Linked DNA regions of Homo sapiens: region 1 is linked to region 2. Evidence: chromatin loops called from intact Hi-C (ENCODE). Cell type or tissue: chondrocyte. All regions are shown on one strand. Links, peaks and the distances in the headings refer to the core of each region. The heading gives the core; the rest is flanking DNA.

Region 1 (15,096 bases), core at 5,258-7,757, 900 kb before region 2:
TGAATTGAGATGTTATAAGTATAAAATCCACATCAGATTTTTGAAGACAGTACCAAAAAACTGAAATATCTCATTCATAATATTTACCTTGATTATATGTTAAAAGGATACTATTTTGGATATACTCAGTTAAATAAAATCTTATTAAAATTAATTTTGTAGCCAAGTGTAGTAACTCACACCTGTAATCCCAGCACTTTGGGAGGCCGAGGCGGGTGGATCACCTGAGGTCAGGAGTTCAAGACCAGCCTGGCCAACATGGTGAAACTCCGTCTCTACTAAAAATACAAAAATTAGCCAGGTGTGGTGGCAGGCACCTGCAATCCCAGCTACTTGGAGGCTGAGGCAGGAAAATCACTTGAACCCAGGAAGTGGAGGTTGCAATGAGCTGAGACCATGCCACTGCACTCCAGCCTGGGCAACAGGACAAGACTCCGTCTCAAATTAAAAAAAAAAATAATTCTGGCAGGCTCACTGGCTCATGCCTGTAATCCCAGCACTTTAGGAGGCTGAGGCAGGCAGATCACTTGAGGTCAGGAGTTCAAAACCAGCCTGGCCAACATGGCGAAACCCCGTCTCTACTAAAAATATAAAATTGGCTGGGCATGGTGACATACACCTGTAATCCTGACTGCTTGGGAGGCTGAGGCAGGAGAATCACTTAAACCCGGGAGGCAGAGGTTGCAGTGAGCCAAGATCGTGCCACTGCGCTCCAGCCTGGGCAACAGAGCAAGACTCCGTCTCAAAAAAAAAAAATTAATTTTGGCAGGCTCACTAGTTTATGCCCGCAATCCCAGCACTTTGGGAGGCTGAGGCAGGTGGATCACTTGTGGTCAGGAGTTCAAAACCAGCCTGGCCAACATGGCAAAACCCCGTCTCTACTAAAAATATAAAATTGGCTGGGTGTGGTGGCACGCACCTGTAATCCCAACTACTTGGGAAGCTGAGGCAGGAGAATCACTTGAACCTGGGAGGCAGAGGTTACAGTGAGCCGAGATCCTACCACTGCACTCCATTCTGCGTGACAGAGTGATACTGTGTCTCAAAAATAAATAAATAAATGTGAATAAAATAAAATTAATTTCACCTGCTACTTTTTTAAAAAAATGTGGCTACTAAAAAAGTTTTCATTACATATGTGGCTTGCATTTGTGGCTCACAATATATTTCTTTAGACACTGCCTTTATTGCCTTCCCTCCCATTTACTTATCAGGCGGCTGCCTGATCACACTACTGATATCAGACTTCAGAGTCAGGCCAAGTTCTCAGCTGTAGCTGTCCTTGAGCTCCGTGTAGTATCTGTCACCTTTGCCTGGTTCCTCCTTGGCCTTGGGACACTAGATCCTCCTGACATCCCTTCTCTGTCTCAGTCTTCTTTGTGAGACAGCATCTGCTTCTCAAATACTTTGTTCCTGGGACATAGCTTTGGTCTATTTTATTTTCATTTTTATTTTATATTTATTTATTTATTTATTTATTTTTGAGACAGAGTCTCACTGTGTCGCCCAGGCTGGAGTGCAGTGGCGTGATCTCGGCTCACTGCAACCTCTGCCTCCCGGGTTCAAGAGATTCTCCTGCCTCAGCCTCCGGAGTAGCTGGGATTACAGGCACGTGCCACCACGCCCAGCTTTTTTTTTTTTTTTTTTTTTTTTTGAGACGAAGTCTTGCTCTGTTGCCCAGGCTGGAGTGCAATGGTGCAATCTCGGCTCACTGCAACCTGGGCCTCCCACGTTCAAGCGATTCTCCTGCCTCAGCCTCCCAAGTAGCTGGTATTAAAGGTGCCCGCCACCATGCCTGGCTAATTTTTGTATTTTTAGTAGAGACAGGTTTCACCATGTTGGCCCGGCTGGTCTTGAACTACTGAGCTCAAGTCATCCACCTGCCTCAGCCTCCTAAAGTGTTGGGATCACAGGCATGAGCCACCCCGCCCAGCCTCATTTTTATTTTAGAAACGAGGTCTCGTCATTTTAGAAACAAAGTCTCACTCTGTTGCCCAGGCTGGAGTACAGTAAAAGAATCCTAGCCCATTGCAGCCTCGACCTCCTGGGCTCAAGTGATCCTCTTGCCCCAGTGTCCTGAGTAGCTGGGACTACAGGCGAGGACCACCATGCCCAGCTAATTTTTGTAATTTTTGTAGGGATAGGGTTTCACTACATTGCCCAGGCTGGTCTCAAGCTCCTGAGGTGAAGTGATCCTCCCACCTCAGCCTCCCAAAGTACTGGGATTACAGGCATGGGCCACCACACCCAGCCCGTATCACATATTATTTGGCAATAAAAAGGAATAAGGTACTCACGCTTGTTACACTTGTTATAACATGGATGAACTCTGTTGACAGCATTTATACTCAGAGACAAAAAGTAGACCAGGGTTGCCAGAGGCTGAGAATGTTGGGGGGTGAAATAGAAAGTGATTTCTTTTCTCTTCTCTTTTCCTTTTCTTTCCTTTCCTTCCTTTCTTTCCTTTCTTTTTTTGAGACAGAGTCTCGCTCTGTCACCCAGGATGGAGTGCAGTGGCATGATCTCGGCTCACTGCAACCTCTGCCTCCCGGGTTCAAGTGATTCTCCCAACTCAGCCTCCCGAATAGCTGGGACTACAGGCATGTGCCACCATACCTGACTAATTTTTGTATTGTTAGTAGAGACGGGGTTTCACCGTGTTGGCCAGGCTGGTCTCGAACTCCTGACCTCAGGTGATCCACCTGCCTTGGCCTCCCAAAGTGCTGGGGTTACAGGCGTGAGCCACCACACCCGGCCAGAAAATGATTTCTAATGGGCTTGAGATTTCTTTTGCGGGTGATGGAAATGTTCTAAAGTTGGGCAGGGCGTGGTCACTCATGCTGTAATCCCAGCACTTTGGAAGGCCGATGTGGGAGGACTGCTTGAGCCCAGGTGTTTGAGAACAGCCTGAGCAACATAGCAACGCCCTGTCTTTAAAAAAAAAAAAAAAAAAAAATGGCCAGGCGCGGTGGCTCACGCCTGTAATCTTGCGGATCACGAGGTCAGGAGATTGAGACCATCCTGGCTAACACGGTGAAACCCCGTCTCCACTAAAAATACAAAAAATTAGCCAGGCGTGGTAACGGGCGCCTGTAGTCCCAGCTACTCGGAAGGCTGAGGCAGGAGAATGGCGTGAACCCGGGAGGCGGAGCTTGCAGTGAGCAGAGATGGCGCCACTGCACTGCAGCCTGGGCGACAGAGGTAGACTCCGTCTCAAAAAAAAAAAAAAAAAAAAAAAAAAAATTAGCTGGGCGTGGTGGCGGGCGCCTGCAGTCTCAGCTATTCCAAAGGCTGAGGTGGGAGGATTGCTTGAGCCCGGGAGGCAGTGGTTGCAATGAGCCAGGATGCCGCCACTGCACTCCACTCTGGGCTACACAGTAAGATCCTGCCTCAGCGAAAAAAAAGGCCGGGCGTAGTGGCTCCTGCCTCTAATCCCAGAATTTTGGAAGGCTGATGCAGGCGGATTGCCTGAGCTCAGGAGTTGGAGACTAGGCTGGGCAACACGGTGAAACCTCATCTCTACTAAAATACAAAAAATTAGCTGGTGTGGACCAGGCACAGTGGCTCACGCCTGTAATCCCAGCACTTCCGGAGGCCAAGGCGGGCAGATTACTAGGTCAGGAGTTCGAGACCAGTCTGGCCAACATGGTGAAACCCTGTCTCTACTAAAAATACAAAAATTAGCTGGGCGTGGTGGTGCTCGCCTGTAATCCCAGCTACTTGGGAGGCTGAGGCAGGAGAATCGCTTGAACCTGGGAGGCGGAGGTTGCAGTGAGCCGAGATCACACCACTGCACTCCTGCCTGGGTGACAGAGTGAGACTCTGTCTCCAAAAAAAAAGGAATGTTCTAAAATTTATTGTGGTGATGGTTGCATAAGTCTATGAATATTCTAAACACATTTGACTGTATACAGTCGTCCCCCTTATCTGCAGTTTCGATTTCCTCGGTTTCAGTTATCCTTGGTCAACTTTGGTCCAAAAATATTAAATGGAAAATTCCAGAGGCTGGGCGAGGTGGCTCACGCCTTTAATCCCAGCATTTTGGGGGGCCGAGGCAGGCGGATCACCTGACGTCAGGAGTTCGAGACCAGCCTGGCCAACATGGTGAAACCCCGCCTCTACTAAAAATACAAAAATTAACCGGGCGTGGTGGCACGCGCCTGTAATCCCAGCTACTCGGGAGGCTGAGGCAGGTGAATGGCCTGAACACGGTAGGCAGAGGTTGCAATGAGCAGAGATCACACCACTGCACTCCAGCCTGGGTGACAGAGCGAGACTCGGTCTCAGAAAAAAAAAAAAGAAAGAAAATTCCAGAAATAAAACAAGTCATACCTTCACATTCCAGGCCGTTCTGAGTAGTGTGATGAAATCTCCCACAGTCCTGGGATGTGAATCATCCCTTTACCCAGCTTATCCATGCTGTCTGTATAGGCTACCAGTCTGTTAGTCCCTTTATAGCCATCTCAGTCAACAAATAGAAAAAGCAAAGTGGTCAGCCGAGGTGGCTCATGCCTGTAATACCAGCACTTTGGGAGACCAATGCAGGAGGAGGATTGGTTGAGACCAGGAATTCAAGACCAGCCTGGGAAACATAGTAAGACCCTGTCTCTAAAAAAAAATAAAATAAAATAAAATAAAATAAATGTGTATAAATAAGCTGGGTGTGCTTGCACATGCCTGTAGTCCTAGCTACTTGGGAGGCTGAGGCAGGAGGCTCACTTAAGGCCAGGAGTTGGAGACCAGTCTAGGCAACACAGCAAGACCCTCACGCCCCGACCCCCACAAGATAAATAAATTAGCCAGGTGTGGTGGTGCTCACCTGTAGTTCCAGCTACTCTGGAGGTTGAGGTAGAAGGATCCTTTGAGCCCCGGAGCTTGAGATGGCAGTGGTGAGACCTTGTCTTAAAAAATTTTGATCCTGGGCTGGGCGTGGTGGCTCACGCCTGTAATCCCAGCACTTTGGGAGGCCGAGGCAGGTGGATCACCAGGTCAGGAGATCGAGACCATCCTAGCTAACATGGCGAAACCCCGTCTCTACTTAAAAAATACAAAAAATTAGCCAGGCATGGTGGCACACGCCTGTAGTCTCAGCTACTTCAGAGGCTGAGGCAGGAGAATCGCTTTAACCTGGGAGGTGGAGGCTGCAGTGAGCCGAGATCGCGCCACTGCACTCCAGCCTGGGTGACAGAGACTCCATCTCAATAAATAAATAAATATTAAATAATAATAATTTTTTTTTATCTTAAAGCTGGGTGTGGACATATTTGCCTGTATTCCCAGCTACTCGGGAGGATCCCTTAAACCCAGGAGTTTGAGGCCAGCCAGGGCAACATGGAGACACCCCTATCTCTAAAAAATAAACAAACAGGTCAGGGCCCAGGGGCTCATGCCTGTAATCCCAGCACTTTAGGAGGCTAAGGTGGGCGGAACTCTTGAGGGCAGGAATTCGAGTCAGGAATTCCAGACCCGCCTGGGCAACACAGCATAACCCTGTCTCTACAAAAAAAAAAAAAAAAATACAAAAATTAGCTGGGTGTGGTCGCTCTCACCTGTGGTCCCAGCTACTTGGGAGGCTGAGGTGGGAGGCTCAGCTGAGTTCAGGAGGTCGAGGCTGCAGTAAGACGTGATTGTGCCACTGCACTCCAGCCTGGGCGACACAATGAGACCCTGTCTCAATACATAAATAAATACAAATTGGCCAGGCGCAGTAGCTCACGCCTTTAATCCCAGCACTTTGGGAGGCCAAGGCAGGCGGATCACCTGAGGTCAGGAGTTCGAGACTGCCCTGGCCAACATGGTGAAACCCCATCTCTACTAAAACTACAAAAATTAGTTGGGCATGGTGGCGTGTGCTCGTAGTCCCAGCTACTTGGGAGGCTGAAGCAGGAGAATCGCTTGAACCTGGGAGGCAGAGGTTGCAGTGAGCCGAGATTGTGCTACTGCACTCCAGCCTGGGTGACAGGGTGAGACTCAGTCTCAAAAAAAAAAGTAAATAAATATAAATAAATAAATAATAAAATTAAAAAAAAAAATCTCAATTCTTCCGCTAGTAGAGTGCCTCCCTGGAATCCCATCCAGCTTGCTGTCCTTCTCACTCCAAGTTTAAGAAGGATAGAAAGGTGGGGGAGACTGTTTCGGGGCAGGCAAGGAGGGGAGGCCTAGGCAGGAGGTGTGGTGAAACCCACCATATGTGCCCTCAAGCACCCTCTTTCTCTGCCAGAGGCCACAGGCTTGGAAGAACCATGTCTCTTCCCAGGTTTCCTTCTCAGCCTGACTCGAAGCGTCCTGGCCTGCCCGCCCCACCAGACAGTCTGACTCAATTTGCCCGCTGTGTGCGTGGGCCCTGCGCGTGTGACCCTCCACCATTCCAGTGACTCAGGCAGCCTGGAAGCCCCCTCCCCGGGGGACACCCAGCTTCCTATGGTGACTTTTCACAGACATGGCTGAAACTGGCTGGCGCCTCCCAGACCCAGGCCGGGCTCCTGGGGGCAGCCCAGCAGGGCCTCGGCCCCACAGCCCACCCCTAGAGAGGGCCTAGGGGGTGGGAGTAGGGGGTGGGGAACTCTTCTCAAAGGGCCTTTGTGGGAGCAGCTGGGGGGGCTAACGGGGGACCCCGCCCTGTGTGACTCAAGCCTCATTGCTGGGCGGTGACTCACCCCCAGGCCCCCCTTCTGCCTGCCCGCAGCAGGTGCTGTGAGCCAGCTTCGGGATAGGGGCCTCTGCAGCCATGGTCATGCCACCCTGCCCTGGACCTGTGACTTGCCACCCACTTCTAGGGGTTCCAGTCTTGCCCTCACCTCCTTGCCCTCCTGAGCTCGGACCACAGAGAAAACCTCCTACATCCCGTCCCTCCGTGGGGCAGCAGACATGGTACTGAAATGTGCCACGCATTGTCTCACTATGAATTCACGGGATTCTCAAACCACCCGAGAGGCAGGGTGTTTGTTCTTGCTACTGCCCTGTAACAGATGCGGAAATTGATTCTCCGTGAGGTTGCAGAGTTTAACACAGGAGATTCACGTGCAGAATCTGGGTGTCCCAAACTTGCTGCCCCGCAGTGTCACTGCGTGATCATCTCAGCTGCTTTAAATGCCAGTGGTGGGTTACTGCACCCTCCAGTGTCGCTTCTTTTACTGACGGGTAAACTGAGGCAAGGAGCCTTGAAGTCACAGATCAAGAGTCAAGAGTAAGAGGCAGGGCTGGGATTCGAACCGAGTCCGAGAGCCCGGGACCTGCTCCGCCGCTTCCCCACGGGCCTCCGGCGCCCACTTGGGGGCTAAGGCGCCCCCGCCGCCGGGCCCCTCCGGACGCCGAGGCCAGCCGAGATCGGGCCGCCGGCCAGGCTGCTGGGCGCCGCGCCCGTCCGCATCACGCCGCGGTGAGTCACCGCGCGCCGGCCCCGGCCCCGCCCCCCGCGCCAACAAACAGCGCGTTGCTCGGCAACCGCCACCGCCCTCCAGCGCGGACCTGGGTTCGAGCCTCAGGCCGGGGTGCGCGCTAAGAGGGATTTTGGGACTCCGTAGTCTTCCCTAGATTAGGGGTTCAGATCAGGCCTGTAATCCTGGTGGGCACGGAGGTGATGGTGAAGGAGACAGCTGTGGTCCAATGAAGGTGGGGAGGGCTGAGGGTGGCTCTCTCCAATCCAGACCCACCGGGGCTCCCCAGAAGTGGGCGGTCAGGTCAGGAGATGGCGGCTGGGCCAGAGTTGCAGCTGAGAGGTCGAGGCCATTTTCCTAAGGGATTTGGGGAGCTGGCCTGGCGGGAGCTGTCAGGAGCGCTGTGATGAGGGCTTTTTTGCATCCTCCCCACCCCTGCCGACCTCCCAAACTAGCTAACACTTAATGAGCACGTTCTATGTTCTAAGCCTGTTCTATGCATGTGTGGGCCTATGTGTATTAACTCATGTAATGTTCACCATGAAGTCGGGCGCGGCGGCTCACGCCTATAATCCCAGCACTTTAGGAAGCCGAAGCCCGTGGATCACTTGATGTCAGGAGTTCAAGACCAGCCTGGGCAAAATGGTGAAACCCCGTCTGTACTAAAAATACAAAAATTAGCCGAGCGTGATGGCCAGCACCTCTAATCCCAGCTACTTGGGAGACCGAGGCAGGAGAATCGCTTGAACCCGGGAGGCAGAGGTTGCAGTGGGCCAAGATCGTGCCACTGCACTCCAGCCTGGGTGACAAGAGTGAAACTCCGTCTCAAAAAATAATAATAATAAAAATTAAAAATAGTGTTCACCATGGCCCTCTGACGTTTCATTGACATTCTCATTTTACAGATGGGGAAACTGAGTCAACAGAGGGTCAATGTCCTTTGCCAGAGGATGCACAGCCAAGCTGGCATCCGGGCTCCCAAACCTGTCTCAGGAGGGTGCATGCCTGGCCTTGGCAGGGCCATATCTGTGGGAGTCTTCAGGCGTTGTGGGGATAGGTGCCAAGGCTACATTGAAGTGTGGGTAGGTTATGCAAGTGGGGGATGGCGCCTGGTGGGCTCCTTGGGGGCTGTCGACACATGATACTGAAGGCTGTGCACTACAGAGGTTGCACCAGCACCCCCCTAGACTTCCCATGCCATCTGAGTGCAGGGAGAGAGTTTCCCAGCACCAGCTTCAGATGGCCTGAACTCCGGGCTCCCTGGCACCCCAATAGTCACCACTGAGCCGCCCACAGGACCCTTAAGGGAGCTGCCTGAGGGGCCTTCCGGAGCCCCAGATCCTATGGGGCGGGGAGAAGAGTAGATACTAGCATCTCAGACACGGAGATGGACCAGCTGCCTGGGAAGTGACCAGCTTTGAGTCCTGTAAGAAATGTCCATTTGGCTCACATGACCAAGTCAATCACTCAAATGGTTGAGTTGGGGAGATGGCTGAGTTACAGGGATCCTGGACAGTCTAAAGCCAAGAAGGTGAGGAGGGCTTCTCGGAGGAGGTGATACCCTGGGAACTGAAGGATGCTCGGGAGTTGGCGAATAACAGGCAGGACCTTCCTGCGGGAGAGGTTGGGACACCAGGAACTTTTCCAAGTGGAAGGTAGAGGGGACACGTGATTGGATTTAACGGGCTGTCTCTGGAGAATGGCTAGAAGGCATAAGGAAAGTCGGAGAGGACCAGGGAGGTGGCTGTTGGAATATATTTAGGCCAGAGATGATGGTGACTTAAGGATACAGTTGGCAGATTTAACAAATAAAAAATACAGGACATCAGTTAAATTTGAATTTCAGATACAGAACAAGTAATTTTTTTTTAGTATAAAACTTTTTTTTTAGTATAGCGATGTCCCCAAAATTGCATGGGACATACTTATACTAAAAAAAGAGATCCGCTGTGTATCTGAAAAATTAAGTTTCACTGGGTGTCCTGTGTCTCATCTGGGAACTGTACTTGGTGGAGGGGGGTGGGTCTCAGGGGCCCCTGGGGAGGGGGAAACGATCATAGCTAACACTCAGGGAATAAATGCACTTTATTTTTCTTTTTTATGTGTTTTCATTTTACTTATTCACTTTTTCGTAGAGATGGGGGTCTCACTATGTTGCCTAGGCTGGTCTCAAACTCCTAAGTTCAAGCGATCCTCCTGCCACAGCCTCCCAAAGTTTTGGGATTATAGAGTGAGTTGACACTCCTAACCCAACAAATGCACTTTGAAGTGAGTACTGCTATCATGCCCATTTTACAGCTAGGTAAACTGAGGCCTGGAGCAGTTTTGCTCTTGTCGTGTGTGTGCGGGGGGGGGGCTTTTTTTTTTTTTTGGTAACTTGTTTATACTGTTAGGTTAGGAAGTGGGTGACCCTCGATTGGAACCCAGGCATGTTGGCTGCAGTCCCTCAACTCTCAGAACTTGAACCCCCTCCCCCACGGGATTGGTGGGGGTGGTTGGACACTATGGTTCCCTGGGTTCCTGGTGACCCAGCTAAGGGCCTTTCTCATGGGATGCGCTTCCCCAGTCCCCCAGCGCAGCCTAGGCTCTGTGGCACCCCTACTTGCCCCCCTCCTGCCAGGACAGCGAGGCACTGGGAGGGACGGGAGGCGGCCTCAGGGGGCCTCCTCTCCCGGCTGAGGCTCGGCCTCGCCCTCCTCCAGGCTGGGAGGATCCGCCGTCTGCGCCGCCGGCAGGGGGAGGGGGCGGGTTATTTTTACCTCCCTCCAGGCAGCCGGGGCGACAGGAAGTGAGCGCGCGGCCCGCCAGATGTGGGGAGCCAGGGAGCTGGGAACAGCCACAGCTGGACTGGCGGCCGGCCGGGAGCGGGGTTAGGGGGGAGGGTGTGTGGAGGGTGGATCCCCAGGCCTCCGGTCCCCTCTTTGTTCCCCGCCGCCCCAGCCTCCCCTCCAAAGACCCCTCGTCCCCATCCCCCGCTCATGTGGGTCGTGGCCTCGCTGTCCCTCATCTGGGCGCCAATCCCCTCGCTGGCTCGAGGGCTCTCAGATCCTGGGCAGGGAGGGGGACCCTGCCCCTCGCCCCAGGGACCCCCAGGTCCCAGCAGAGTCGGGGGTAAGAGGGGGAGACGGCCTCTCGCCGGCCCCGCCTGCCACCGCCATTGTTTACCCGTCGGCTGCCTCCTAGGAAACTTAACCCGCCCGCGGTAATTTTATTTGGGAACTTCGGCCAGTTGCCATAGCAACCCCCAGTGACGTCAGAGGGGCTGGGGCCCGAAATCCCCGGGAAAGTGGGGGGGATGGGATGGGGGGGAGACCCCCAGAAGGGCTCTCCTTAACCCTCTGCGTACCAGATCCCAGCCAGGCAGGGACAGCCAGATGTGACACTTCTTGGGTGCGCCCCCCCAGTTCTGGCCTGGGGCCAGGTCAGGGTGGCAGGCCAGGCCTTGATGTCATCGGGAGCTGGGTGGGTGGTGAGTCATTCCTGAGGTGGGGGCTGGGCCAGGCCTGGGGTCTATTCCTGTCTGACCTGCCCCACCAGTGCCCTTGAGCAATACTGGGACCCTTCCCCGGGGATTTCAGGCACCTGGCTGGGAGTCCCCACAGATCCCTGGGACCTCTCTGCCCTTCTGAACCATTATGTAGGTAGACAAAGTCTTTCCTGGTGCTCCAGACACCAGGCAATTGAGTTTGTCACGGTGAGCTGGGGCCACCGTGTAATGTCCTTCTCCGGATGTGGGGAGTGGCTGGTGCCCTGGTGAGGGGGCAGGGATGTGGTGGGATCCCGGCTCAGTCCATAACACAGCTGGTCGCCAGGGCAACAGGAGGCAGGGGCCCTGACTGGCATGGGGGTCACTGCCGCCAGCCGGGGGCTGGGCTGGGAGGAGCCACTCTAACCGCAGTGACGTGGGACTTCCTCGGCAGGGCCTGTTTGATGTCTCTGTGTGTGGCGTTGCCATGGGGCCCAGCAGGCAGCCCTGCATGTGAGCTGGGGTGACCTGTGGGCCGGCTGGGCCTGTCAGGGTCCCTTGATCCAGGTGTACCTGGTGTATCACTTACCCTCTTTCTACCTGCGATCAGCACATCACACGTCTCACCTCAAAGCCTGGTAACAACTGCAAATTGCGCATTTTCAGCCCCATTTTTCAGCCGACAAAACTGAGGCTTAGGAAGTGTAATCGCCTGGCCCCAAAGCCATCCCAAAGACATCCAGCTAGAAAGCTGGGGTGTAGGGCCTGGCGCTGTGGCTCACACCTGTCATCCCAGCACTTTGGGAGGCTGAGGCGGGCGGATCACTTGAAGTCAGGAGTTCAAGATCAGCCTGGCCAATATGGTGAAACCCTGTCTCTACTAAAAATAGAAAAATTAGCCGAGCATGGTGGTGCACGCCTGTAATCCCAGCTACTTGGGAGGCTGAGGCAGGAGAATCGCTTGAACTGGGGAGGCAGAGGTTTCAGTGAGCCAAGATTGTGACAATGCACTCCAGCCTGGGCGACAGAGTGAGACTCCTTCTCAAACAAAACAAAACAAAACAAATCTTTGTTCTTCTTCCATTCCACTCCTCTCTCTGCCTCCATGAAACCGGTCTGCTTTGCTGGTTTTCCAATGTTCCAGGCACCGTCCTACCGCAAAGCCTGTGCACTGGCCGTTCTCTACCTGGAACTCTCTTCCTCTCGATGTCTTCCTGGCTTTTCCCTCAGTGCCTAAAAGTCTTTGTTCAAAGTCACCTCCTCCTCAGGGAGGACTTTCCTGACCTAACCTCCACTCATTTCATCTCTCATCTCTCTTGCCTTTTTCTAGATTACCCATAGACTTTCCACCCAACACATTTTATATATATATATATATATATATATAATATAATTTAAAACAATATATATATAATTTTTAAACATATAGACACATAATTTTAAAATATATATAGATATATAATTTTTAAATATATAGATATGTAATTTTTAAAAATATATATAGATATATAATTTTTTTTTGAGACAGGGTTTCCCTGTGTCGCTCAGGCTGGAGTCCAGTGGAGCAATCTTGGCTCACTACAACCTCCGCCTCCTGGTTCAAATGATTCTCCTGCCTCAGCCTCCCGAGTAGCTGGGTACAGGCGTGCGCCACCATGCCCGGCTAATTGTTGTATTTTTAGTAGAGACGGGGTTTCACCATGTTGGCCAGGCTTGTCTCGAACTCCCGACCTCAAGTGATCAGGCTGCCTCAGCCTCCCAAAGTGCTGGGAAGACAGGCATGAGCCACCGCTCCTGGCCACATTATATATCTTTATACCTATCTATCTGCTTATCATGTTTGTTTCTCCCATAGATGCTGGTCCCAAAAGTACAGGGATTTTTTTTTCTGTTTTGTTCTCTTCTGTGTCCCCAAATGCCCGGAACAGAGCCTGACATACATACAGCAGGCACTCAATGTTTGTAGAATGAACAAAAGGGTGTGTGGTGTGTGTGTGTGTGTGTGTGTGTGTGTGTGTGTGTGCCATGCCATTTGACCACTTGACCTGGTCTCACCTTCGCCCTGTCCCTTCATCACTCCCTCACCTGCTGTCCCCTGGGTAAACCGGCAGGCTCAGGACCGGGGCCTGTGGAAGTAAATGTCAAGGGACCCAGAGGGAGAGGTGGGGGTTCTGGGAGGACCCTCCAAGCCTGGGCTGAGGGATACTAGTGAGCCGGGGTGTGGTCCAAGCCACAGGCAACAGAACAGCGAAAATTAGATAAAAAAAAAATCTGGGGGAAGAGGTATCCCCAGAGGCCAGCATGGAGGAGGTGTTCTCCCTGAATGTGAATTGGACTGATGACGGGACAGGCAATGTCTGGATGGAAGGCCTTATTATGGGGTGAAGGGAATTCTGGAGGGGCAATATGGATGGGGATGCGGTAGAGATCCGAGTTTTGTTTGTCATTGTAATTTGGTCACTTTCTACTTTTGCAATGACAAGTTTGTCTGTGTGCGTGTGTCCCTTACAGGGAGACCCCCACCCCCACCCCAGGCCCGCCCTGGAAATGCCATTCTTGTGTGTAGCTGCTCAGAAGGCCATGTGGTAAGTTGCTCCCACCTTCTGCGCCCCACCCTGAGTTGGGGAATTCTGTGCCACCCCAAATCTTCCCCTGGGGCCCCACTAGGCGGCTCTGCCCCCTCCTGCCCCAACCTGTCAGATCCTGCATCCTGGGCCAGCCTGCCCCTTGGGCCCCACAGGGAAGAAAAGGCCCTGGAGTCCCCAGGGCTGGGCCCCACGGGATGGTAGCTGGGTGTGGCTCCTAACTCCCTCTCCCCAGTTCCACCAGGTAGCAAGGTGAGAGCCAGCTGAGCTGATGAAATGGGGGACCCTGGAGGAATTCTGGGGTGCAAGGTGACACAGAAGCATCCAACTAGTCCCTCCAGTCCCTTGGAGGGCCTGGCCTGCTGCTGGGTACCCCCGCGCCCCCACCCCCAGAGTTACTCAAAAGGGGAGGCTGCTATCTTACCACCCAGGACGTGGATGAAGAATTGGATCCCTAGCCCCAAGGATGACACTTCAAAAATATTGGGGGCTGAGTGGAAAACATCATCCCCCAAAGCAATGCCCACCCAGGTCTGGGAAGGGTCCTGCGGGTTCCAGACCCCCACTGTGACACGATGGTGGTCGTGGGTGGTGGATAGGGGTCCATCGGCCTTTGTCGAGTCCTGGAGAGGGCAGATGGCAGCGGGACATGCCCAAGGAGACTGGCATGGTTGCAGAGGGCACCCCGCCCCTCGATCTCAGAGTTTTGTTCCTGGCCACCCACCTGGGCACTGGGCCAGGCCCCGAGGCAGGGCCTCCTCCTGAGGAACAATGCAGCCGCGTTCCTCCCGGTGGAGGCTGGAGGATGGAGCGGGAAAGACAGGCACACCGGGAAAGAGGGAGGGATCCAGGGAGGGCCTTGCTCCCAGAGCTACTCCGGGAGCCCGGGGAGTTTCCCAGAGGTCCCAGCGGGTGGGGGAGGGTGCCGGGAAGCCTAGGGGGAGGGGACCCAGACCCAGGGGCTGCATGGCCTGGGACCAGAAAGTCTTTTCTATGGCAGCAGGAGAGGGTTAGGTAGGATAAGAGGAGGAACTTCCTAAGGCTGGAGAAGGCGCTGTGGAACTGGAGCAAGTGGGGGTTCCTGTTTGGTGGCATCCCAGGGCAATACCCAGACCCAGGCCCCCCTCCCCGGGAGGGGTCTGCAGTGCCCAGTGTGCCCTGGGTCTGGGACCGAGCCCACCCGCCAAACCGCCCCTCACCAATCTCTATTCCCAGGGGCTCACGGCCTCCTGGGTTGCCTCTCCCTGGGCAGGCGCAGGCCTTAGACCAACAGGGGTTCCAGAGGTGGGATAGGGGGTTAGACCCTTTGCTCCCACCCTACCCCCGCAGACAGAGCCTTGGGCTTAAAACTCGGGACTGGGACTCAAGTTCAGGGTCCAGAGGGGGAAGTTGGGCTGGGTATGGGGCCCAGGCTGATTTCGGGACAAGGAGGGAGAAAGTTGGCCTTGAGTTGGGGGACGGGACAGAGTTGGGGGACAGGACAGAGAAACTGGGGGCGGGCCGGCTCGGGGGCACATGACGGCGACGCCTGCCCCGCCCCGCGCCCGCCCCCTGCCCGGCCCGGGGAGGGGGGGAGGAGACGGGAAGGTTTTAAAAGCGATTCGGCCCCGCGGCTGGCCGGCCAGTGAGTGGGGTGGAGCGCGGCCGGCGGCCGCCCCCGGCCGGTCTC
Region 2 (15,096 bases), core at 7,817-10,316:
AAAATAAAATAAAATAAACTTTTTGAAGGCAAAAAAAAAAAAAAAAGAATAGCATGGGGGAAACCACCCCCGTGATCCAACCACCTCCCTTCCCCGACATGTGGGGATTACAGGTCCCTCCCTGGACACATGGGGATTATAATTCAGGATGAGATTTGGTTGGGGACACAGAGCCAAACCATATCAGTGGCCCTGCCACAGCCTCTTATTTTTGATTTTTCAATGTGTTCATTCAACATGATTTCAGATTATTCATTGGAGGGCTACTGTGTGCACAGAAGACACATGGATGAATAAAACAGTATGGTTTCTGATATGCAAAAAACAAAAATACAATTTTTACCCAAAGAACACTGAACACTTAGAAAAAAATACACAAATATATATTTGTAGCCAGGTGAGCGTATATATATATGTATATGTGTGTGTGTGTGTATGCATGTATGTATTTATTTTTATTTATTAATTTTTTAGACGGAGTTTCGCTCTTGTTACCCAGGCTGGAATGCAATGGCACGATCTCGGCCCACCCCAACCTCCGCCTCCCGGGTTCAAGCGATTCTCCTGCCTCAGCCTCCCGCGGAGCTGGGACTACAGGCATGCGCCACCATGCCCGGCTAATTTTGTATTTTTAGTAGAGACGGGGTTTCTCCTCTCCTCCCGGAAGGCGGAGGTTACAGTGACCCGAGATCACGCCGTTACCCTCCAGCCTGGGCGACAGAGCGAGACTCTGTCTCGAAAAAAAAAAAAAAAAAAGACTGGTCTCGAACTCGCGACCTCAGGTGATCCGCCCGCCTCGGCCTCCCAAAGTGCTGAGATTACAGGCGTGAGCCACCGCGCCCGACAAAAATATGTATTTTTAAGTGTCAGTGTGCAGAAAGGAGAAGAAAAAAAGTGAAAATTAAAAATGACTTTAATCAGTAACTGCTTAACTAAAATTTAAAGTTATACTTGGAAACGTATAAAACCCATACTATCCCCTTCGCCGCCCTCCCCCGAACTGAGGCAGCAGGGACACCCCTCGCCCTGCCCTGGCCCACACCGGGCCTCGCGCTCAGGCACCGGGCATGGACAGCCCGGCGGGCCTGTGAGGACCCCGCACAGCCAAGATGGCGGCGTCCGTGCGACAGGCACGCAGCCTACTAGGTGTGGCGGCGACCCTGGCCCCGGGTTCCCGTGGCTACCGGGCGCGGCCGCCCCCGCGCCGCAGGCCGGGACCCCGGTGGCCAGACCCCGAGGACCTCCTGACCCCGCGGTGGCAGCTGGGACCGCGCTACGCGGCTAAGCAGTTCGCGCGTTACGGCGCCGCCTCCGGGGTGGTCCCCGGTTCGTTATGGCCGTCGCCGGAGCAGCTGCGGGAGCTGGAGGCCGAAGAACGCGAATGGTACCCGAGCCTGGCGACCATGCAGGAGTCGCTGCGGGTGAAGCAGCTGGCCGAAGAGCAGAAGCGTCGGGAGAGGTGCGTGCGTGCAGGCAGACGCGGGGCTGCCCTCTGTGCCCCGTGGGCGAACTGGGCCCCAAACCGTGCCTACCCCTTCGGGGTCACGTCGCAGCATCTGCATGTTGTAGATTTATGTATACGCTCACCTGGCCGCAAAACAAACTCAGAATAACGTCCATTTAGTCATTCATCAGCAAGTTTTGTTTGTTTGTTTGTTTGTTTTTTGGAGACAAGAGTCTCGCTCTGTTGCCCAGGCTGGAGTGCAGTCGCAAGATCTTGGCTCACTGCAACCTCCGCCTCCCCGGTTCAAGCGATTCTCCCGCCTTAGCCTCCGGTGTAGCTGGGATTACAGGCGTGCACCACCACGCCCGGCAAATTTTTGTAGTTTTAGTAGAGACGGGGTTCCACCATGTTGGCCAGGCTGGTCTCAAACTCCTTACTTCAAGTGATCCACCTGCCTCAGCCTCCCAAAGTGCCGGGATTACAGGTGTGAGCCATCACGTCCGGCCATCACCACCAAGTCTTTACTGAGCGCATACCGTGTGCAAGACCCTGTCCCAGGCCGGGGGCGGTGGCTCGTGCCTGTAATCCCAGTTATTTGGGAGGCCGAGGCAGGCCCCAAAAGGGCCCTTAATATCAGATGGCGACAGCTGACAGGCAAGATAATACCAATGGTGACAGCCGACTAGTAGGAAGGTAAAAGAGTGAAGAGTGTGTGCCTGAGGGCAGCTTTGGTTTGGGAAGCCTCAGGCCTCTCTGAGGAGGTGATGTTTAAGCAAAGACCTGAATAACCAGACTTAGCTATGGGGCGATCTCTTGGGTAGAAAGTTTCTGGTAAAGGGAACAGCTGGGGCAAATGCCCTGAGATACGATATGCCTTAAAGAACAGCCAGGAAGCCAGTGTGGCTGGGGAAAAGGTGAGGGCAGGAAGGTGATGGGTCCTGGAACCAAGAGGGCAGAGGTCAGATACAGAGGCAGGTCTGAAGGACCAGGGGCATCTTTTTGTTGTTGTTGTTGTTGTTGTTTTGAGGCAGAGTTTTGCTCTTGTTGCCCAGGCTGGAGTGCAATCTCAGCTCACTGCAACCTCTGCCTCCCAGGATCAAGAGATTCTCCTGCTTCAGCCTCCCGAGTAGCTGGGATTACAAGCGCCCACCACCACACCCGGCTCATTTTTTGTATTTTTAGTAGAGATGGGGTTTCGCCATATTGGCCAGGCTGGTCTCAAACTCCTGACCTCAGGTGATCCATCTGCCTCGGCCTCCCAAAGTGCTAGGATTACAGGCGTGAGCCACCGCGTCGGGCCAGACCAGGGGCATCTCTTATAGATAATGCCACATCCTGGAGCGTGAAGGGGGTAGGTCAAGTGTGTTCCTGGTGTTTAATCTTCTTGTTTTCCTAATAGCCTTAAGAGGAAGAAGGGATTGCCCTAATTTTAGAGATGAGGAAACTGAGGCTTGGTGAAGTGAAGTCATGCGTCTGATCACCCAGGCAGGGAATCATGGAGCAGGGACTCCTGTTTCTGCCCCTCCTCAGCCAGATGACCATTATAGGGCTTAATTCTTTTACTTTTCTAATCCTTAAATGAGGCTGTCATAAAAAAGAACGAGATCATGTCCTTTGCAGGGACACGACGGGAGCTGGAGGCTATCATCCCTAGCAAACTAACACAGGAACAGAAAACCAAATACAACGTGTTCTCACTTGTAAGTGGGAGCTAAATGATGAGAACACATGGACACACAGGGGAGCAACACACACTAGGGCTTTTTGGAGGGTGGAGGGAGAGGATCAGGAAAAATGACCTCTAGGTACTAGGTTTAATACCTGAGTGATGAAATAAATCTGTACAAAAAAACCCCATGACACAAGTTTACCTACGTAACAAACCTGCACTTGTACCCCTGAACTTAAAAGAAAAAAATGGGGCTGTGACTGGTAGCTACAAACTCAAGGATTGGTGGGAAATGTCTTTCTTGCTTTCACTCCTGTGCCTAGAATTGGGCCTGGCCTCTGTACAGGAAGTGCTCAGCAATGTCTATGAAATAAAGGTGTGAAATTATCCATGGGAGTGGCACTTGGCTTGCTCAGTAGGCAGCTCAGTGAAATGCTGATTTGGCTTTGGCACCTGGGGTTTACTGGGGCTTGACATGCCCTTGTGATCAAATTCATGCACAGGTAACTTTCTCATCATCTCTTCCTGTTTCTTCACTTGTCAAGGGCTTTTCCTGACAGTTAATCTACTGGGGGAGTTGAGGAGGCAGGCTCGTGGGCAAAGGCCTATGGGTGAGATATGGGTGGGTGGGCTCTGCCCTGGCTGAGTGCCAGTGTCACAGCCCACTCTCCCTCCCCTGCAGGGAGCAGCACATCGCAGAGTGCATGGCCAAGATGCCACAGATGATTGTGAACTGGCAGCAGCAGCAGCGGGAGAACTGGGAGAAGGCCCAGGCTGACAAGGAGAGGAGGGCCCGACTGCAGGCTGAGGCCCAGGAGCTCCTGGGCTACCAGGTGGACCCAAGGAGTGCCCGCTTCCAGGAGCTGCTCCAGGACCTAGAGAAGAAGGAGCGCAAGCGCCTCAAGGAGGAAAAACAGAAACGGAAGAAGGAGGCGCGAGCTGCTGCATTGGCTGCAGCTGTGGCTCAAGACCCAGCAGCCTCTGGGGCACCCAGCTCCTGAGGCTTTGTCCCTTCCCAATAAAGCCTGCTACCTGGCAGTACCCCTGAAGAGATCTGCGTCCTCTCAAGGTGTGCCTCTCTGGGTCCCCTGGTTCCTCCCCCAATACTTAAGAGCTGGGGAATCCCCCACTTGGCTGTACTCAAAAGGGGACAGGGACTCTAGGCCCTGCTGACTAACTGGGGCTTCAGTGGGAGGAAAAGGGGGGTGTACAATGGGCAAATAATGGAGAAGCAGATGGCAGAAGAGAAGAAGGCTTCTGTTTACCAACATTCATCTCCAGTAATTAGCCAATTACAAGGCTGGTGGGGGGGGAAGTATAGCCAAAACAGACTGTGGTGATGATGGTGGGGGCCGGGGAGAAGCAGTCCTTGTAACGTTGGGCTGGGGTCCACTGCCTGGAAATGACACACTGGGGGAGGAGACACCGGAAGCCTCAATCTGCAGGGACTCACAGACTCCTCTCCCCCTTCCAGGCACCCGTCACCATGCCTGCCTGTGCCCAGCCAGCCCCCCAAGACCCAGACAGGTGGGCGCGGGGAGCCCCAGCAGGCACAGACCATAGGGCTAGTTTTTAAAACTTTATTCACTTCAAAACCTTTATCAGAGACACGGTTCTGTTCTGGGGTGGGGGTGGCCTTGACAATGAGCTGATGTTAGCCCTTCTCCAGGCTGGAGGCCAAGGCCAGACTGGGGAGGGGGCCTTGGGCCTTTCAGGACTTGCCCTAGATGGAAAGATTTGGGCCACTCCAATGGAGGATCAAAGTTGGGGCTCCAGCTTCCCCTCATCCTAGAAGAGGATGGGGGGGGGTCCTCAGGGGTTTTTCGGAGGATGGAGAGGCAAGCAGCCGCCTTTCCGTCTGGCTGCAGAGAGCTGGGACAGAGGCCAAGAGGGGCCCATCTGTCGCCTCCCAGTCCTGCCAGCTTCTCTGAGCAGGCTGGGCTGGGGAGGAGGACGGGGGGACAGCTGTCTGGCCCGGGAGATGGGAACAGGGGCCACTTTAGGAGGACAGGAAGCTGGACTGTTTGCTTGTTTTTTTAAGATTTTTGATTTTTTTTTCCATTTCTTAAATAAACATGAATATATATATATTTTTTCTTTTATAAAACTTTCATGGAATAAGGGTAGGGTGGGGGCTTCGGTGGCCTGGCTTCCTGGCATCACTCGTCATCAAAGTTCTGACTCAGGAGGAAGTTGGCAGCCAAGTTCTCATTTTTTTCACACGCGAAATAGGCCTGGATGACCAGGCTCTCTGGGAAGCCCAGGGCCTTCAACTGTGGGAAGATAGGTTAAGTGTGAGCAGGAGAGGGTAGGGGTCCTGCCCACCTGCAGTCACCCCTCAGCCAGGCCTCTTACCCTCTCTATAGCTTCTTTCTCCTGCGGCGTCACCTGGATGTAGTTCATCTGCGGGGCCTCCTCTCCTATGGCGCCCACCTCCCCCTCCACATCTGAGATGTCCGCCAGCTCCCCAGGGGGCTCGTTCAGCATCTGGATGAACTGCTCCTGGTGCCGGCTGATTTGCTGCAGGAGAGGGTGGGGAAGGGAAGGTAATTCACAGCCCTGGTCCCCTCCTCTCCCCAGGTCATCACAGCCCTTGCTTTTTCATTCAGTCAGGCAAATATCCAGAGGAGCCTGTTCTGGCCAAACACAACATAGCAGTCGACACAAGCCCTACCCTGGAAGAGCTGATGATGTGCTTTTAAGTGAGCCAAGAAATAAGCCGGGCACGGTGGCTCACACCTGTAATCCCAGCACTTTGGGAGGCAGAGGCAGGTGGATCACTTGAGGTCAGGAGTTCGAGTCCAGCCTGGCCAACATGGTGAACCCCCATCTCTACTAAGAATACAAAAAGTAGCCAGGTGTGGTGGCAGACGCCTGTAATCCCAGCTACTTGGCAGGCTGAGGCATAAGACTGAACCCAGGAGGCGGAGGCTGCAGTAAGCCACTGAACTCCAGCCTGGGCAACAGAGCAAGACCCTGTCTTGAATAAATAAATACATAAATAGGCTGGCTGCAGTGGTTCACACCTATAATCACTTCAGGTGATTCTAGACCAGCCTGGAGTTCGAGACCAGCCTGGCCAATATGGTGAAACTCCGTCTCTACTAAAATACAAAAATTAGCTGGGTGTGATGGCACGTGCCTGTAATCCCATCTACTCAAGAAGGCTAAGGTAGGAGAATCACTTGAACACAGGAGGCAGAGGTTGCAGGGAGCCGAGACTGTGCCACTGCACTCCAGCCTGGGCAAGAGACTCTCAAAAAATAAGTGAGTGAGCCAATAAATGAACCAGACAACTGCAAGTGTCTGGCTAGGAAGGAACTGCAGATGAGGGCTGGTGGAGAGGCCTGCAGTATGGCGGATGCAGAGGGTTTCCTCCAGGTAAAGCAAACAGCAAGTGCAAAGGCCCAGGGTGGATGCATCTGGGAAGTCTCAGAAACAGAAGCAGGAACAGAGTGAATGGGGCTGGGCACGGTGCCTCATGCCTGCAATCCCAGTACTTTGGGAGGCTGAGGCAGGCAGATCACTTGAGGTCAGGAGTTTGAGAGCAGCCTGACCAACATGGAGAAATCCCATCTCTACTAAAAATATAAAATTAGCAGGGCGTGGTGGCACATGCCTGTAATCCCAGCTACTCTGGGGGCTGAGGCAGGAGAATCTCTTGAACCCAGGAGGCGGAGGTTACGGTGAGCTGAGATCACGCCACTGCACTCCAGCCTGGGCAACAAGAGCGAAACTCCATCTCAAAAACAAACAAACAACAACAACAAAAAAAACAAAAAACAGCGAACAAGGGAAGGGGGAGGAGGCAGACAATGACACCAGAGAGGAAGGCCCAAGTCAGACCCATTTTCTAGAGCAGGGGGAAGCCACGGTGGTGACAGTTACATGGGAAAAGACGTGGTCTGTGGATCTTTTAGAAAGGTGAACTTGGCCGGGTGTGGTGGCTCACGCCTGTAACCTCAACAATTTGGGAGGCAAGGCAGGAGGGACTGCTTGGGCCCAAGAGTTCAAAACCAGCCTGGGCAACATAGACCCTGTCTCTATTCCCACCTACCAGCCCCCAAACCAAAAAAAGTGAACTCATCTGGGTGTTGGATTTAGGTATCTGGAAGTTCATTTGTTCATTTTTGTTTCTGTTCTTTTTGAGACACTCTCACTCTGTCACCCAGGCTGGAGTGCAGTGGGGCAATCTCGGTTCACTGTAATTTCTGCCTCCTGGGTTCAAGCGATTCTCCTGCCTCCACCTCCTGAGTAGCTGGGACTACAGTGGCCTGCCGCCATGCTCAGCTACTTTTTGTATTTATAGTAGAGACGAGTTTTTGCCATGTTGGCCAGGCTGGTCTAAAACTCCTGACCAAGTGGTCTGCCTGCCTTAGCCTCCCAAAGTGCTGGGATTACAGGCATGAGCCACTGTGCCCTACCTGGGTATCTGGAAGCTCTGATATAACTCTACCATTGTATGCATCTGATCATTTTCACATTAAAGAAGAAAGTGCTTTTCAGTCAGCCAGGTGTGATGGCTCATGCCTGTAATTGCAGCACTTTGGGAGGCCAAGGCGGGCAGATCATTAGGTCAGGAGATTGAGACCATCCTGGCTAACAGGGTGAAATCCCATCTCTACTAAAAATACAAAAAATTAGTCAGGCGTGGTGGCGGGCGCCTGTAGTCCCAGCTACTCGGGCGGGGGCAAAAGAATCGCTTGAACCCGGGAGGCGGAGGTTGCAGTGAGCCGGGATTGCGCCATTGCACTCCAGCCTGGGCGACAGAGCGAGATTTCCTCTCAAAAAAAAAAAGAAAAGAAAGTGCTTTTTAGTCATCTGCCTCATGGTTGAAAAGTGGACTGTGGGACTATGCAGTGGCAGAGGCCCAGGAAGAGGCTACCAGAGAGCTGGAGTGCAGGGAGGGGCTGAGTGGGAAGAGCAGACAGGACAAGGGGTAGACCCCAGCAGATCCCCAGGGCCTGGGGCTGAAGCAACCCCAAGCTAATCCTTGCAGAGATCGGGGAGGACTGGGGAGGTCTGTTCTAAGTCTTAGACGTCTAGTCTAGGGAGCACTTTGATGGAGAGTTAATTAAGCCAGCCATGGAGTGTGGCATTCAGAGAGGCCTGGGCTGGCTACATAGATTTGGGGGTTCCCATACAGACTGAAGGCCCCAGGACACTATGAGGGAGGGCTGAGTGCAGATGAAGAACACGACCGACCAGGAGGAGCTGGCAAGGGACTGAGAAGTGAGAGGAGAAGGGTCAGACAGCAGGGTCCTGAGCCAAGACCGGTAGGCACTTCACCGAGAACCCAGAGGAACCTACTTGCACCCAGGGGGCCACTCCCCCACTCTTCCTGTGAACCTTCAAGGGCAAGATGGAGCCTCACTGAGCAGAGTTGTCCCAGAGCCAACTGGGGCACAGCTGTCCTGGGTGACGTCATGCCACCTTACAGACATTTACGCAGCACCATCTGTATGTGAAGCCAGAGCCCCAGCCCAGGACCCCACCCCGAGGCAGGAGGCAGACACACACACTACCAGCTGCGTGACCCTGGGAATGACAGGCTGCTCTAAGTTTCCGGTGTCTTCTTCTGTGGGAGGTGATGTTGACAGCACCCACACCTTACAAGGTGGTTGGGAAGACTGAGAAACCAGGGGGGTCACCAGGTCACAGGAAGCACAGGGGCGTGGGGGAAGCATGTGCTTAGTCCTGCTTTCCGGACCTAGAACGATTCCTACGTGTTATGGACTCTGGTGCCCACAGGGAAGGGAAATGGTGGCTGCCCTAGCTCCCTCTGCCCTTGGGACCACACCTGTAAAAGCTGAGGGTTCTCCTGGCCCAGCTGCTGGAGCAGGGCGGGCAGCAGCGCAGGGTTCTGCTGAATCACCTGCCGCATGTTCTGGAACTGGGGCTGGTCCCGCAGGAACTCCAGGGGGTTCTCTCCTGCTGGTAGTAGGAAGGGGTGCAGTCAGACACCACGCCGGGCTCCTAGGAGCACTGCGGGGTGGAGTGTAATGTGAGTCAGGTACCTGGAGGGCAGATGCGGCATGTGCACACCCACCTGCTTCCGTGGCCGGCTGCTCCGATACCTGGCTCTCCTGGACAGAACCGTGTTCCGGCTCGGGGCTCCCAGGAATTCCCTGTCAGGGGTCCTGTTTAGTTCTAATGCACAGACCTCCTGCTGCCACCCTCCTCCATGCCCTGGCAGGACACAGATGAGGCCTCGGCCCTGCCCTCCAGAGGCCCACCCATCACTCACATCCAGCCTCCTGTGGGAAGCCTTTAGTGGCTAGAATCACTACCCAAAGGCTTTTCAGGGCAGGTTTTGCCTTCCCAACCGCCCATCAGGGCAGTGACGCCCGGGTACTCCCTCAAGGCCTCCCCGGGAGGCGGAAGCCCCACCTCACCGTGAGCAGATACTCCACGGCTCGGTGGGGGTTGTTGTAGCTGGCTCTCAGGGCGGCCACGACCCGCTCTCGCTCATAGCCCATGGACATGATCTCCGTCAGCATCGTCTCATACTCAGAGCCCGTCACTGTGGAGGAAGCAGCAAAGCCTAGGTCACCAGGAAGAGGAAAGGGCAGCTCCCAGGCCCTCCCGCACCCAGACAAGGCCCAGCTGATGGCTGGGGCACCCAGTCACCTCTGCCCTGGGGACCACCCACCCACCTAGCGTGGAGGCCGCGTCTTCCTCTCGCCCGCTGCTACCTGAAGAGGGAACAGAGCTGCAAATTCAAGAGAGAGAAATCGGACCCTGGCTTCTGGCGGCTTGCCCTCCCTCCAGGTGTGTGGGACCACTTATGTGGACGCTGGAATGTGCTAGGAGGACAGGGCCCAAGCTGGGACTGCTGCCCCCGCCTTACCCTGACACAGACTCTGGGGACGTCGTGGGGGCGGATTCCTCTGATGGGCTCTTGTCCTCTCTGGCGGCAGGTGGGGGATGGGACATGCCTGAGGTGGGGGCAGGCGGGAAGGATGTAGAGGACTCTGGGGCAGCTGTGGGTGAGGCCTCTGGGGGTGCTGAGGTACCCTGGCCGGCTTTGGTCTGCAACAGCAAGAAAAAGGGAGCTGGCATCAGCAACCCTATCAGACCCAACAACCCGCTCCGCTGTGGCCCCGCCCTGTTCACAGCTAATCTCTCCTGGGCACACAGGCTCTTTGCCAGCTCCCCAGCTCGTCCACCCACCCTCCCAGCCAGCACACGTCACCCACCTTGGTCACCATGACGACCACAAAGTTCTTCTCATCGATGCGATAGTCCCTGATAGGGACATCGTCACTCAAGATCTTGCCGGCATAGATGAGTTTCTGTCCAGCCACGGGGAAGGCATCACGACCCTTCTCAGCTTCTATCTTCTCCTTTAGCACCTTCACCTAGAGGGAGTGGTACAGACAGTCACTGGAGACCCCAAGATTCTCTTTTCCCTTCTAGTTTAGGACAGAGAAACTGCCAGCCCTGATGGCAGAAAGGCAAGCACGCTGGGTTTTTTAAGCTTTCTCAGCATCTAAAGCATGCTAGATTTGAATTCATTCAATCATCATGCCATTCAACACAGTATTTACTTATACTAAACACCCATTATGTGCCAGGTGCTGTTTTAGACACAGAGGCCACAGCACAGAACAAACTCAACACAAGTAAGTCCCTGCTCTCAATGAGAGAACACTAATGTGAAGAAAATGTAATTTCGGGTAGTATAAAGTATAATTAACAGAATAAAGGGGACAGTCCCCCACTCTACACTCTACCTTGGACAATAAGTGACTAATAGTTAATAGTGATATTTTTTAATTTTAAGAGGCAGGATCTCGCTGCCGCCCATGCTGGATTGATGTGGCACGATCATCGCTGACTGCAGCCTCAAACTCCTGGGCTCAACTGGTACTCTTGTCCAGCCTTGGGAGTAGCTAGGACTAAAGGTACACACCACCACTCCAGACTAATTAAAAATAATTTTTTTTTGTAGATAAGAGTCTCCCTATGTTAGACTGGCTGGTCTCAAACTCCTGGCCTCAAGCAATCCTCCTGCCTCTGCCTCCCAAATCATCAGGATTAGAGGCATGAGCCACCGTGCCTGGCCAATAGTGCTACTGTAAATGTATATGTGTCATACCTTTTAAGTTTCCTATGAAATACGTTTAATTGGTCTCATTTTATTTATTGATTTTTGTTTCTTTTTTTTGTAGAGAACGGGGTCTCACTGTGTTGCCAGGATGATCTCGAATTCCTAGGCTCAAGGGCTCCTCTTCCCTCTGCCTCCCTAAGTGCTGGGATTACAGGCGGAAGCCAGCAGGCGACCGGTTCATTTGATATTTGAGAAAACGGAGGCACAGACAGGTAGGCAGGTTAACTTGCCCAAAGCCAAACACTTGAGCGGATCAAAAAATGTGTGTTTCCTTTTCTACAAAAAGTGGACTTCAATGTCTCCCTCACTATGCAAAAAGCGCCAAGTACCCAATAGACATTCAGTATGTTTGAATTAGGTCCTAATTCTACTTTTGACTAAAAAGGCAGCATAATATTTATATCGTGGACGCTCACACGAGGCAGAACCGAATTTGAATCCCAGCTCTGCCATTACTTGTGTGTGACTGTGGCAAAGTTCCTCAATCCCTAGGTTTCCACATCTGTAAAATGATCAGAGGTCCCCAATGACAAGCCCGTTTTGCAGAGCGGTAAAACAACACTACAACACTCGGTGACTGATAAAAAGTAAACGGCCAACAAACACGGACCACCAAAATTATAAAGACTGAGACCCGTTTATTATCATTAACATCGTTGTTGTCGTCACTACTCAGTATCTCCTGGTCATTACTCCTAGATTCGACCACCAGTGTCCCAAGGAGACGCCTGCAAAGCTGGGAACGTGGAGCCCAGTCTTGGAGAGCTTGGCCTGCCCAGGAATCCGAGCTTGTGACTCCCGCGCCCCGCGAGAGCGCTGACATTGGAGCCGGGGCCTGGCCAGCGCCCCGGGGGTGGGGCCTCGCCCGGAGACCGGCGCAGGAGCGCCGCCCGATCGGCTGGGGGCTGGGCCAAAGACCATCGGGGGGTCCAGGAAAGTCGGGCAGGTCGGGGGTCTGGGCAGGGCCGACCCGCGCCGTCCTCCCTGCCCCTCCCGTTGGGATTCTAGCCTCCCCGCCCCCACCCCACCCCCGAAACCCGTCGCTCCCGCCCCCGGGCTCCGGCCCGGCCCGCACCGTCTCGTCAGGCTCCATGCGGATCTTGAAGGTCTGCTGCTGCAGCGTTTTGAGCGTGATGGTGACGGCCATGGCGGGGCCCGAGCGACGCGGCGGCCCCGGGATCCTCACACAACATGCAACTCACGCCGCCGCCATCTTAGCGCCCAGGCGCGCCGCGCCGCGCGCCGACCACTTCCGGGGCAGGCAATGCGCGCGCTGACCACCGGCGCACGTGACCTGCGCACTCCCTCCTTGGCCTTTGTGGGCATGCGCACGAGCGCGTTCTCGAGCGAGGCACGCGCAGACTAAACTCCGCGCTGTGGGCGGGGCTTCTTGCTCGGCCCGCACACGTGGTCTCCTGAGTGACGCCATGCCCGTTATCGGTGACGTCACGGGGCTGCAAAGTGACTCTGGTGTCCCCACTCTCACGCTCAAATGAATTTTTAACAAAGTTTTTATGTACCTGTACTGGTTACAGACATTTGTATTTCTTCTGTAAAAACCTCATTTTGCCTCTTCCAAATGAGAATTTTTTCTTTCAAACAGTCTCTGTCACCCAGGCTGGAGTGCAGTGGCGCGATCTCGGCTCACTGCAGCTTCCGCCTTCCGGGTTCATGCAATTCTCCTGCCTCAGCCTCCCGAGTAACTGGGATTACAGGCACCCCCCACCACGCCCGGATAATTTTTTGTATTGGGTTTCACCGTGTTGGCCAGGCTGGTCTCAAAACTCCTGACCTCAGGTGATCCACCCGCCTCGGCCTCCCAAAGTGCTGGGATTACAGGCGTGAACCACCGTACCCGGCCCCCAAATGAGTTTTATTCTGGTCTGGGTATCCTGGCAGGAACCCTTGTAGAGCAGTCAAAGTGAAAGTTACTCAAAACTAGAAATACCTGAAAGGCCACCAAGCACAGAAAAAAAACCTTAAGTTGGAAGCGGGGGCAAGGTGCCATTTTGTAGCCTCATTCATTCTTTAGGGATCTGGAGTTTTGGAATGAACCTACAATTTTCATTCTTGGGTCTCCGGGCAGGAGTACTTTGTTGTACTATACCTAATCTGACCCCAGAAGTATTTAAAGATGTTAACTTTCAAAGCCTCACTACATTAAATACAGAATTCTCCCTTGGATCTACCAGTCCTGGAGGCATCCCAGAGGGGTTGGGCTGAGCCACAGGACCCCAAAGGAATAGAAGCATGAAAAAGGCCAGTTTAAGGGGCAGGGTGAACCAGATTGAGCCACTGTACGCCAGCCTGGACAACAGAGCGAGAGTCTATCTTAAAAATAAATAAATAAGCAGAACCAAAACTTACCAGTTAGGTTCAAGGATTCAGTAAGTTAGTATGTGGAGTATTTACAGCAGCAACAGCCATTCCCCCGTTGGTTTTGAGGGTTATGGGGTAAATAAGGGTCCCTGGAATCTTGTGGAACACTCAGCAACCTCTCTAGCAATAGCTGAAAAAGGAGATATACTGGAAACCCCCCCCCCCCCCAAAAAGACCACTGCTGGGTTTCCTTAAGTCTGTCTTTCCCCAGAAGGAGACACAGGAGGGAGACACAAAATTTAATTTAATAGAAATTTTGTTTGTAGTTCTTACATTCTCAGTGTGAGCCAATCTGGGACCCACTGCCCCACCCAGAAGTGGCCCAGTCCTGGGGGCAGGGGAGAAAGGGAGGGGTGAAATGAGAAGAGCCCCGTTCTTCCTCAGTGCTGGGGGGTTGGAGACACCACCCCCTTCTGCTGCCCTCCTCTGGGCTCCAGGAAGGAGAGCAGATGAAATCTCAGGCCTGTGGCTTCTCCACACCACTGCCCCCCAGGTTGGAGGGGAGCTAAGAGATGAGAGAAGGGGACAGAGGCAAGAAAAGATGTTGATCAAGAAAGATGAGAACCAGGGGTGAGGGCTGAAGGAGAATCAAAGATAAAATACCAGTTTAAAAAAAAAAAAAAAAAAGGGCGGGGAGGGGGTGGGGGAGAGTGGAGGAGGGGAACAAAACCAAAATCCACCCCAAATCCGAACCAGCCTGGAAAAAAATGAAAGTTCTCGAGTCTCACAGAGACATTATTTGGCGCGGCCAGCTCTGCGGCAGGAGCGCTCAGGCCTCAGTCCAGCCCTGGAGGCAGGCCTCTCTACAGCTCGTCCTTGGCCTGGCCGGGGACATCTTCCTCCTCATCTTCCTCCTTGTCCTCCTCATCCTCCTCATCCTCATCTTTGTCCTCATCATCCTCCTTGTCCTCTGCCTCCTCCTCCTCTTTGCGTTTCTTGTCTTCTTCCTCCTCCTTAAGCCTCTGCTCCTCGTCCTGTTTGTCCTTCATTTGTTTCTCTGCTGCCTGCAGGCAGAGCACACACCTCAGGGCCTTGCCCCCTGCCAGCCCTGCCCGCCCCCGACATCAGGACCAGGACCAGGCCTCACCTTTGTTACGCCCCACGTCTCGTTGCCAAACTCCTCAGCGTATGCCTCATCGTTGGTGATGAGGAAGTTGTCAAAGATGGTGCCAGACTTGACCTGGAGGATGAATGGGAAGGATGGTCAGAGGTGATACCCGATAGCCCTTGCTTTGGACAGGGTTTCCACCTGTGTTCCTATAACCACTATATTCTGCTGCCTGCATCTGCAGAGAAGACAAGGAACACCGCTGACACTGCAGTTAAAAAGATGGAGAGGCCAGGTGAGGTGGATCACGCCTGTAATCCTCGCCCAGAGGCCAAGGTGGGCGGATCACGAGGTCAGGAGATCGAGACCACCCTGGCTAACACGGTGAAACCCCGTCTCTACTAAAAATACAAAAAATCAGCCAGGCGTGGTGGCAAGTGCCT

The links. Hi-C counts contacts between places; a loop is a spot of excess contacts. Peaks named below come from ENCODE experiments on the same cell type or tissue, not always from the same donor. Only the 100,000 strongest peaks of a DNase experiment are listed, where the experiment ranks them.
Region 1: it touches region 2 in a loop (6-fold over the local background); 2 of 110 quality-filtered maps call a loop at or near these places.

The regions. Positions count from the first base shown.
Region 1 is chr19:13,842,869-13,857,964 of GRCh38, reverse strand. MIR23AHG (miR-23a/27a/24-2 cluster host gene) reads left to right here and starts at 15,047. Exons shown (of 1, transcript NR_036515.2): 1 at 15,047-15,096. RefSeq lists enhancers at 3,323-4,268, 10,795-10,974, silencers at 9,919-10,124, 9,945-10,214, 14,886-15,096 and a cis regulatory region at 14,641-15,096. In chondrocyte, for the core only: no CTCF peak of the experiment used is centred there; DNase peaks (open chromatin) are centred at 6,371 and 6,627.
Region 2 is chr19:12,943,226-12,958,321 of GRCh38, reverse strand. It overlaps RAD23A (RAD23 nucleotide excision repair protein A), which reads right to left and starts at 12,460. Exons shown (of 9, transcript NM_005053.4): 1 at 12,302-12,460; 2 at 10,313-10,474; 3 at 9,964-10,145; 4 at 9,770-9,825; 5 at 9,509-9,636; 6 at 9,163-9,241; 7 at 8,914-9,047; 8 at 5,469-5,633; 9 at 4,680-5,386. The coding sequence starts at 12,373. The coding sequence ends at 5,273. CALR (calreticulin) reads right to left here. Exons shown (of 9, transcript NM_004343.4): 8 at 14,693-14,785; 9 at 13,833-14,609. The coding sequence ends at 14,409. It overlaps GADD45GIP1 (GADD45G interacting protein 1), which reads left to right and starts at 1,099. Exons shown (of 2, transcript NM_052850.4): 1 at 1,099-1,459; 2 at 3,796-5,203. The coding sequence starts at 1,110. The coding sequence ends at 4,114. RefSeq lists silencers at 1,153-1,322, 11,673-11,967, 11,939-11,998, 12,019-12,208, 12,219-12,298 and enhancers at 751-1,623, 1,723-1,772, 4,616-5,815, 9,844-11,043, 12,359-12,578 and 1 more. In chondrocyte, for the core only: no CTCF peak of the experiment used is centred there; DNase peaks (open chromatin) are centred at 9,096 and 10,131.